2 separate regions of the Homo sapiens genome follow, and region 2 is linked to region 1. The links are chromatin contacts, found by Hi-C or POLR2A ChIA-PET in ENCODE. All regions are on one chromosome and are shown on one strand. Each heading gives the region's core, a stretch centred on a gene start or an enhancer-like site at or near the end of the contact. The rest is flanking DNA. Distances are from core to core; before and after follow the strand shown. Region 1 has its middle 7.5 kb from the start of LINC01546. Region 2 holds the start of MXRA5 (matrix remodeling associated 5).

Evidence for each region. A loop is a pair of places that touch in the nucleus more often than their neighbours do. ChIA-PET counts read pairs that join two places held with the same protein, here RNA polymerase II (POLR2A). Pooled maps may share reads with other maps.
Region 2: a map of mammary epithelial cell shows a loop between it and region 1 (16-fold over the local background). The contact joins the promoter of MXRA5 here to the enhancer-like site in region 1. A Hi-C loop is called at or near these places in 1 of 168 maps with a recorded cell type or tissue (mammary epithelial cell) and 2 of 50 pooled maps. POLR2A ChIA-PET finds 5 or more read pairs at or near these places in 1 of 52 experiments (K562).

Annotation. Positions count from the first base shown.
Region 1 is chrX:3,261,766-3,266,964 of GRCh38, forward strand. No RefSeq gene overlaps it. Among named protein-coding and RNA genes, the nearest start is that of LINC01546, 7.5 kb to the right of the region's middle. Within about 2 kb of position 1,291, at least 3 of the 41 ENCODE cell types and tissues checked have a DNase peak (open chromatin) inside an H3K27ac peak, as active enhancers do; they include mammary epithelial cell, where a contact is called at or near this core.
Region 2 is chrX:3,343,443-3,348,664 of GRCh38, forward strand. It overlaps MXRA5 (matrix remodeling associated 5), which reads right to left and starts at 3,210. Exons shown (of 7, transcript NM_015419.4): 1 at 3,073-3,210; 2 at 204-419. The coding sequence starts at 391.

The DNA.
Region 1 (5,199 bases), core at 41-2,540:
TTCACTCTTTGAGTTTCCAGAGAAGGTGTGTTGCTGCTCACACCTTCATTTTGGGCTTCTGGCTTCCAGAAGTTTGAGAGAACAAATTCTTGCTATCTTAAAATTTTTTTTTTTTTTTCATTTCCATAGGTTTTGGGGGAACAGGTGGTATCTGGTTACATAAATTCTTTAGTGGTGATTTGTGAGATTTTGGTTCACCCATCACCAGAGCAATCCACTGAATCCAATTTGTAATCTTTTATCCCTCACCCCCATCCTGCCCTTTCCAACAAGTTCCCAATGTCCATTGTATCATTCTTATGCCTTTGCATCTTCATAGCTTAGCTCCTACTTATGAATGAGAACATATGATGTTCAGTTTTCCACTCCTGAGTGACTTCATTTAGAATAATAGTCTCCATTCCCACCTAGGTTGCTGCAAATGCCATTAATTTATTCATTTTTATGGCTGAGTAGTATTCCATGGTGTGTGTGTGTGTGTGTGTGTGTGTGTGTGTGTGTGTACATATATATCATAGTTCCTTTACCAACCTGTTGATTGATGGCATTTGGGATTATTCCACAATCCACCCAGATTATAGTAATTTGTTACAACAGCCACAGAAAAATAACACAAGAGGTGTATGCATATTTTAGGTTTTGTGGTTGTCATTCATTTTAATGACTGGAACAGACAATTGGTCAAAATCAATTTTAGTAATGTGATTGCCTTCCTAGAGTGTCATTGAGCTGGATGTTGGAGAACTAATTATAATTTCTGTTCCACAATGACTGTTTTTACATTATGTTTAGCCATGATTTACTACAGGAATTTTATTCATTTTATTTCTCCATGGCAGCGTCACACTTCCCTAATAAATGTGACACCTTTTGCATGGTGACTATGTGGTATTAATGAAGCCAGTCTCCTCCTTACTCACCTGATGTATAAATCTAATGTTAATCAAATGCCTGTTATTAGCCCAGCATTGGAACAGTCATCAGCAATGAAGCAATGAGAAAACCCAACGGGCTCCTGGGTTGATTGAGGTAATCTTTCAGTAGAAATAAAGATTGAAATTACATTCAATTCTCTGTATTTGTGATAGTTGTGTTCTATAAAGTCACCATAAACACTGAATTAGCAAGTTGTAAACTATTGCTCCCAGGGGAAATACAAGATTAGGATTCTATGATGTCTGGTCACAACATTTTCATCAACCAGTCAATACATAATCTTGTTTTATGCATGTTTCTGTTTAAGAAAAACTTTCTGAGTAGATATTTTTGACTCATTCACACTGAACTCATGTCCAGCAGCACCATGACTCATGCCTGAGTAATGCTTCTCTAACACAGAGATTTTCTCTGTGAGGCACATTGCAGTCCTTTTGTACTAGGGACCCCAGACAGCACTTCAGCTCTGTTCTTCAGGCCATTTTAAACAGCAAAATCACCAACAAAAAGCACAAACACGCAAAACACATGGTACTCAATGGACCACAATAATTCTACTTGTTTAAAGTATAAGAGCTGAAACAAGAAGGTAGGGCATGGCCTTGTTCCACTGTAGCTGGGAATGTGCACTTTGAGCAATTTATATTTTTTCCAGCTTTGTGTGTGTGTCTGCAAATGACTGCAAAAGTGCTGTATTGATTTCGAGATTACAAAGTTTTAGTGAGCAGGCAAGTTCAGAAAGACAAAATTTATAAATAAGGAAAATCAACTATACTTAGAAAACAAACAGAATATTCATAAATCTCAGGTCTGTAAACTTTTATAATTACACATGGCTAACTCTCCAGACCATTAGTCAACTCCATGCCTTCAAATTTTTGTTGTATTTGGTTATTTTCTAATGAGCATTTTGGATGATAGCCATTGGACTAAGCATTTTTTTTTTAAAGCATGGTTTTTTTTGAGTTTACTCCATGCACACTTCTCTGAATAGTTGCTACTTTTGTGCAAACAACTGTAAAAACAAACAACAAAAATAAATAAAAGATGAGACTTAAGACGAATTGAGAAAGTTGCCCAAGCTTGAAAGTGGTTGCTCTGGAACTTGATCCCAGGCCAGACAAACACAAAGATTTATTAACAAAGTTATAGAGAGGTCAATGGCCTCTGCTTTTCCAAGTTCCCTTCTCCCCTAGACTCAGTTCTGCTTTCCCTTTTGGTTCTATCTTTTTGCTTTCCTTATCTCCTCCCATCCTCTCTGACCTCACTCTCATTTTCCTCCCTGGCCCCATCTCTATATGCTGAACGCCCACACATTGGAAGTCCCAGCTCAAAAGTCATTTTGTTCCTGAAACCTCACCAAGTTCCTTCAACTGAATTAACACCTCCTCTCCTTTTTCTTTCTATATGATTTATTCACTTTTTTTTTTCTTTTTGAGACGGAATCTCACTCTGTCGCCTAGGCTGGAGTGCAGTGGTACAATCTCAGCTGACTGCAATCTCCACCTCCCGGATTCAAGCGGTTTTCCTGCCTCAGCCTCCTGAGTAGCTGGGACTAGAGGTGCGTGACACCACGCCCGGCTAATTTTTGTATTTTTAGTATAGATGGGGTTTCACCATGTTGGCCAGGATGGTCTCAATAATCTCGTGACCTCGTGATCCAACCGCCTCGGCCTCCCAAAGTGCTGGGATTACAGGTGTGAGCCACTGTGCCCAGCCTTTTTTTTTTTTTTTTGGTGTCTCGCTTTGTTGCTCAGGCTGGAGTGTAGTGGCTGGATCTTGGCTCATTGTAACCTCTGCCTCCTGGGCTCAAGTGATTCTCCTGCTCAGCCTCCTGAGTAGCTGGGACAACAGGCACGTGCCACCATGCCCGACCAAGTTTTGTATTTTTAGTAGAGACGGGGTTTCACCATGTTAATGAGGCTGGTCTTGAACTCCTGACCTCAAGCGATCTGCCCACTTCAGCCTCCCAAAGTGCTGGGATTACAGGTGTGAGCCACTGCACCCAGCCTCACTAATTTTTTATATTGTTCTTCTGCTATGGTGTGAATGTTTGTGTTCCTCCAAAATTTCTGTGTGAAAATCTTAACACCCAAGGTGATGGTGTTGGGAGGTGGAGCCTTTGAGAGATAATGAGGTCGTGAAGGTGTAGCCTCATGAATGGGATCAGTGCCCTTATAAAAGGGACCCCAGAGAGCTCCCTTGCCCCTTCCACCGTGTGAGGACACAGCAAGAAAGCACCGTCTATGAATCAGGAAGCAGGTTATCACCAGATTATTGCATCTGACACGCTTTGACCTTGGACTTCCAGCTCCCAGAACTGTGAGACATAAATGCCTGCTGTTGAGAAGCCTCGAGTCTATGGTGCTTTGTTATAGCAGCCCCAATGAAAGAAGACAACTTCCCAAACTCCCTTTGTTTCCATTACCTGTGTATCTTTGTCTACAGTAGCTTCATTTCCCTCCACAAAGTTTAGTCCGCGCAGGCAGTAACAGTGTTGTCTATATGTCTATAGCCTTGACATGCACAATGATGTGTTTTAAGTCAATACATATGTATTGGATTGATTTAAATGTAATGTGATAAAGACAGAAATACATAAGATGGGCTCAAAAATACTTAACTCCAGGTTGCACATGTGTGAAATCATCTAATACATGAGGAAGAAGAGTGTAATAATGCATCCTGTGAAGACACCAAGAAATGGCTGTTTTTTACCTGTGCAGAGACCAGGAAGCTGGCAAGAGTTTTTTGGCACTTGTGGAAAGCTAATTGGGTTTGAATCCTGCAGGCACATTTTCTAACTGGGTGACCAGTGGCTAGTACCAGACACTTAGGCTGAAAAACAGAGATAACAATGGACAGTTACCAATACTGATGGTGCAGATTAAATACAAATACGTAGACCTCAAACTCCCAAGACTCCCATCTACATTCAGAGGGCTCCACCCACATTGGCCGATGCAATTGTTAGTAATATATCCAAGACTTGCTTGCCTGGGATCACATATCTTAAAGCCTTCCCTTTGAGAAAGCGTGTTCCTTCGACTTAAACTGCTAGGTAAAAAGAAATGACCATGGTTTTTAAGAATGGATTTCTGGCCAGGCACGGTGGCTCATGCCTGTAATCCCAGCACTTTGGGAGGCTGAGGCGGGTGGATCACGAGGTCAGGAGATCAAGACCATCCTGGCTAACACGGTGAAACCTTATCTCTACTAAAAAGACAAAAAATTAGCCAGGCATGGTGGCAGGCACCTGTAGTCCCAGCTACTCGGGAGGCTGAGGCAGGAGAATGGCATGAACCCGGGAGGCAGAGCTTGCAGTGAGCCAAGATCGCGCCACTGCACTCCAGCCTGGGCAACAGAACAAGACTCCATCTCAAAAAAAAAAAAAAAAAAAAAAAAGAATGGATTTCTGCTAACGTCTCTTTAACAGAACATCCATGGTGACAGGTAAATGGGTAAATGAGATCGAGGTGTGGCCTTCTCCTTGGCATGGCCTGTGATATCGATCAGCTACAGTCTGCATCTCCTCTACTTTGATATAGGCACGTGGTTATTTTCTTCGCTTCTCATTGAACCAGCAGGAGGGACTTGAAATCATTTAGCCAGCCATCTTGCAAGCGACTTTAGAGTAAAATGTATGCATTGACGTATGTCTACCGTTACCCTGAGAGGAGGAAATAACCATTTTTTTGGTACTGTATGTTTTAAAAATTGTGTGAAAATACACCTAACACAAAAGTTATCACCTTCACCATTTTTAAGTGTACCCTGAAGTAGTGTTAAATACATTCACATTATTGTGCAACCGTCACCATCCATCTTCAGAACTCGTTTTCGTCTTGCAAAAATAAAACTTTCTACCCATATGTGCCATTTGTTTTAAAATTAGTGTTTGGTGCACCCATCACCCAAGCAGTATACACTGTATCCAATTTGTGATCTTTCATCCCTCACCCCTTCCCACCCTTTCCCTCAGTCCCCAAAGTCCACTGTATCATTCTTATGCCTTTGCATCCTCATAGCTTAGCTCCCACTTATGACTGAGAACATACAATGTTTGGTTTTCCATTCCTGAGTTACTTCACTTAGAATAATGGTCTCCAGTTCCATCCAGGTTGCTGCAAATGACATTATTTTGTTCCTTTTTATGGGTGAGTAGTATTGCTGAGTAGTATTCCATATATATCTCACATTTCCTTTATCCATTCATTGTTTGATGGGTATTTAGGCTGCTTTCATAGTTTGCAATTGTAAATA
Region 2 (5,222 bases), core at 1,960-4,459, 84 kb after region 1:
GAGATAATCATCGAAAAAGCTGCGTTTAGCATAACTAAAACTTTTTCTCTCTATTCTGCCCATCTGCAGCTCCATAATTCTCGACAGAGCTACACAGAGGAAATGCACATATGAAGTTAAGTAAATGCACATACACACACGCAAAACCAGATCAAGACGCACGCACTGACAGTGGGAAGGTTCGGGAAGAAAGTGGTACAAACCCCAAATTGATTCTTTCCACGTGTTTAGCAATGCCAGCGGGCACGGAAGCCAGGGATCGGAACGTGCAGTGGACCTCGCTGGGGACGTAGCAGGCACAAGGATGCGGGCAGGCCAGCGCCACTCGCGGATGGCCCCAAAGCAGGATCAGCACCACGGAGAGGGCCCCCCAGTGCGCGCGCTTGGGCATCTTGTCGGGGTGCCTGATTCTCGGATACCTGAGGTAGAACAACGAAGAGATGAGCTTATTCACAGGTAGCACCGACGAACTGTGGGCAATTTTTAAATTTGAATTGTGCATCAGGGTTTCAAGCTTCCCAGGACTTCACACGATGTGTTGTAGTGACGCTTAAACCATGGGAATTGAGAAAGATGAAACATGGTTTTTTTTCTAAACTTTTCACCATTCACTTTAATCATGACTATAGAATATAGTCTTGATTCTTGGCTTCGATACTATGATTTGGAAATCTATCTTGCACTCTGTAATTGCGGCTATGAAACAGAGAGAGACGAGAGAGAGAGAGAGAGAGAGAGAGAGAAGAAAGAGGTTTATATTTATGTATCCATAATTAAAAAATAATAAAATATTGTGTTTCTGCCTCCAACAAGACTGAGCCATTATATATTGCATATATTTGAATTTAAAACTTCCCAAGAAGTGTTTATTCGTATTCTTTCCTTTAATGATATTTTTCAAACCTTTAATTCTAGCTTCTTGAAGAGCTTAAAGAGGTATTTGCTAGAAGGATATTCATCCTGTTATTTCTGGGTTTATTTACTATCCTTATGTTTTTGTCTTGGAAAAGCCAGAGAGTTTTTTTGATGATATAGAGTTGCTGTTAATCGGGGAGGAAGTTTGGGGGAACCTCTGATCATTCAATAAACAGGAAGGGACTGCTTATGAAATATATTCAGGCAAACAGAAAAAAATGGAGTCACTAAAAAATGGAAAAGCTCGGGTAAAGCTAGATTGCATCAGCTACTTCATTTAGAATGGCGGTGATCATTTTCTTCTTGTCCTGGCAATGCCTATGTCATCTAACATTTTTGTCATCTCTTGAATGGCGTTCACTTAAAAATAGTGACACACATGGAAAGTAAATAGGGATACACAACAAACACGCGCCTGCCCATTCGCCCGGGTTCTGAACGAGCGCGAACTGCTGATTAAAATTCTAAAACCCAGGCCGGACTCGGTGGCTCACGTCTGTCATCCAACACTTTGGGAGGCCGAGGCGGGCGGATCACCTGAGGTCAGGAGTTCGAGACCAGCCTGACCAACATGGAAAAACCCCGTCTCTACTAAAAATACAAACAAACAAACAAACAAAACAAAATTAGCTGGGCGTGGTGGCGCATGCCTATAATCTCAGCTGCTCGGGAGGCTGAGGCAGGAGATTCGCTTGAATCCGGGAGGCAGAGGTTCCGGTGAACCGAGATCGAGCCATTGCACCCCAGCCTGGGCAACAAGAGCGAAACTCCGTCTCAAAAAATAAAAATAAAATTCTAAAATCCTTCCTATAAGAGAGGAACATCCCAAACCTGTAGCTTTTCCTGCCTTTAAGTGACCTAGAAAAGGTTATTCTCTTAAGCCCGGGGGCGCGTCTCCCTTCAGCTGCCCATAAAGAACTGATGGCGCACAGGTAGTTTTGCAAAAAAGCAAGTCCGGGCTCCGCCTCTGGGCGCTGGAACAAACCGGCTCCTGCAGCTCTGCAAAAGTCCTCGGAGTTTTCTCTCTCGCCAGAGCCCGGGCTTTCCCCGCCCCTGCCTGCGCGCCTGACCTCGGCGCTGGGCTGGTTCCAAGGGCAGCCGCGCCAGTCCCCAGCGTCCTGTGCCTGCGGGCGGACTTGGCCCGGGCGTTCCATAGGACTCTTCAGCCCCAACTCCCTGTCCGGCCTCCCACCCCGGCACCAACCTCCCGGGAGACCCAGGAAACTCGCCCCCAGACAACCCTAATCCCGGGGACTCGGGGTCGGGTCTCTCCGCCGCGGAGAAAGCGGCCTGGCGCCAGCTAGGCCGCCAGAGACGGTCTGCGAACCCCGCCGGGAAGCAGGGGTGGGGGCGTGAGGCCGTCTGCTTTCGTCTTGGCCCTGGGCAGACAACCTGGAGTGGCCGGGCGGGCAGCCCTGAGCCCCTGGCCGGCTTCCAGAGTCCGCTGGGTCGCGTCGAGCTGGCTGCGGGATGAATTACGAGCTTTCCCGGAACGCGGCTGGGGTGGCCCTGCGAGTCCCCGCCGCCCGGGACTCGGACACCAAACCCCTTTTGTCTGCGTGATGACTGTCCCGGTTTTTTTGCATGGCTCGGATCACTCTAGGCGTTGGGCTGTCCCCTTTCCAGGGAAAGCCTGGGTAAGAGTAGGAGGAAAGAGGCGGGGAAGGAGAGGGGGAAGAGAGGAGGGAGAGGAGACTTGAAGTAGCCACAGCCTGAGCAACTTGGAAAGAGGCTCCTCAAGCGTCCTTTCCCCCACCGATTGCAAGAGCAGAGTGGGCTTCACTTAGGAATTCCGTTGGCAGCTTCCTAGAAACGCGGGATGGCGGGGTTGAAGGTCTCCAGAGAGAGCCAGGGATGGGGAGCGCTTTGGGGAGAGGGAGGAAAGGAGGCATGGGATGTCTGGGCTTAATTAGACCTATTCAGTGCATCCTCCTTCAAGATCCGGCTCTCCTCCCTATCTGATCCTTAGCTACTTAAAATTGCAGGAATTCAGGTATCCTGATTTCTTAGCAACTTCAAACAGTGCTGGGGAACGGTGCAATCTGCCTGCATGCAGGCCCTTTACCCCCAGTGTTTCCCTTGGGTGTCTCAAATCCCTTCACCCCCTGCAGGCAGACACGGCAGCCCTGGGGCGCCCTGGCCACCCTGGGTCCTCACCTGTCCTTGGGAAGCCGCCGCACACGGGAGCGGTGCGCCGGGAGCATCCACCGAGCCGGGGCGCGCGAGTCACGGCCGGGAGTTTGCCGGGGCCATGCCCTTCCCGGGGCCGGGGGTGAGGCAGCTCGGCTTCCCAGCGCGGCACAGCAAGCCGGCGCCCTTTTATTCCCGGCGCTGCGAGGCTTCCCCAAGTCCACGCCTCGGCACACCCCCACCCTGCCCCACCCCGGGGAGACGGGGCGCGGGCCCGAGCCAAGGGACCCTGGCCGCGCCGCTCTGCGCTCAGCCTTCCTCTCGCGTCTTCATTGCGCCTGGGCCCGGGTGGGCATGCCTCGCCCACTCCAGCTGCAAGAACCGCAGGCGGCTCGGGGAAGGAGGGCTCTTTGTCAGAGAGAAGTCCAGGACCCCAGGAGGGAAGGGCGAGATGCAGGGAGCGCGGTGGGAGCCGCAGTAGAGTCCGCGCTTGGAGAGCGCCTAAGCAGCGCTGGGAACGTTTCCGTTCCTTTCAGGAGAGAGAGAAGGAGCAGGGTTTGCGCTTCTCCGGGCCAGACGGTGTTTTCTCGGCAGCTCTTCCCAGACCGTGTGCAAGCAGGAGCGGGCTGGCCCCGCCGGCATCCCACTAGCTGCAGGCAGGGCTGCAACGTGAGAGCCGCCGCCACGCCCTCCCGCCTCTCCAGGACTCCCCGGCGCCCGCCTCCCTCCCCTTGCCAGAGTCTTCCTGCCAGAAAGGTGGAACGGCTCCCCTCCGGCTTGGGGAGCATTCGAGGGGCAAGGCGAGGGTTGGGACGTTCGGAGAGTCTGATGGTATTGTCTGGGGAGGGGGCGGTGGGAGGGTGGGAGCGACCTGGCGACAAGGCAAAAAGTAGAGGGTGCAGAGGGTAGGTCCCTATTCCAGGAGGCAGAGGAAGAGGAGGCGGCGGCTGCCTGGCTTCCTGGATAAGTCAGACCTGGAATGGTGGGGAGAGGTCAGGCGAGTATCTTCAGTCAGCAGAGCCAACCTGGGGTAAAAACATGGAGCTCAGACAGGTGTGTAGGGCCCGGAAAGGCACCATTGCACCAGCTTGTTGTAGGGTGCACCAGCGACTGCTTTTCGCTATACCTCTGGTTAGCCGTATTCCTCTCCCTGAACCAGCATTTTGACATGTCCTTAGGGTCAGTGTTTGCCTGTTGTGTTCTTTGATCTACAAAAGACATCTGTGAGTATAAAAAAAATTTTTTTTACAAGCCCAGTGGTACCATGTACTTGTACAACGAATCCTGTCTGCTGAGATGCCCCTGAAGCAGGCTGATGGCGTGCGGCATTTATGTATGTGTGTATGTATGTATATATGTATCTATGTATTTGAGACAGAGTCTCGCTCTGTTGCCCAGGCTGGAGTGCCAGTGGTGCGATCTCGGCTTACTGTAACCTCTGCCTCCGAGGCGCAAGCGATTCTCCACCTCCGTCCCCCATGCAGCTGGTACTAGAGGCTTGCGCCACCACGCTGGGCTAATTTTTTTTTTTTGGTGCGGACAGGGTCTCACTATGTTGCTCAGGCTGGACTCGAATTCCTAGCCTCAAGTGATCCATCCACCTCGGACTCCCAAAGTGCTGGGATTACAGGCGTGAGCCACCCAGCCCAGCAGGCATGCAGCTTTTAAAAGGCAATGCATGGAGAAAGTATAATTGAGAAGTGCCTGCTCTTTAGATTCAGAAGTCCTGCCCTACGTCCAGCACTCTGTCAGGGGGCTTTCAGGAGGAAGGAAGGACTAAGCCTAAGAAACAAGTTGCTTCCCCTGCATGAAGCGTGGTTCATCTTAGCTCCTCCTAAGAAACACAGCGTCTAGGAATTCCTCACCACCTGCCTCCTGCGCCTAGGGTGGCTTCCACAGAGTTGATAGTCAGGAAATACTGGTTCATAAATGGGAATTCATTCCTTCTCTAGCTTTAGTTTTCAGTGTGTGTTGACATAGTTCCAGGGATTAGTCAAATAATGCCCTTAGGTAGCCTCTTTCTGGGCATGCCCCAAACCCATTGATTAAATCACGAAACAAAACAAAACAAAAAACAACTGTCTCTTGAACATCTCTTTACCCTTGTTAATGATGTTGCCACCCATCTCGTCAGCTAAACTAGAAACTCAAGCCATCCTTGCCTTCTGCCTCTCCTT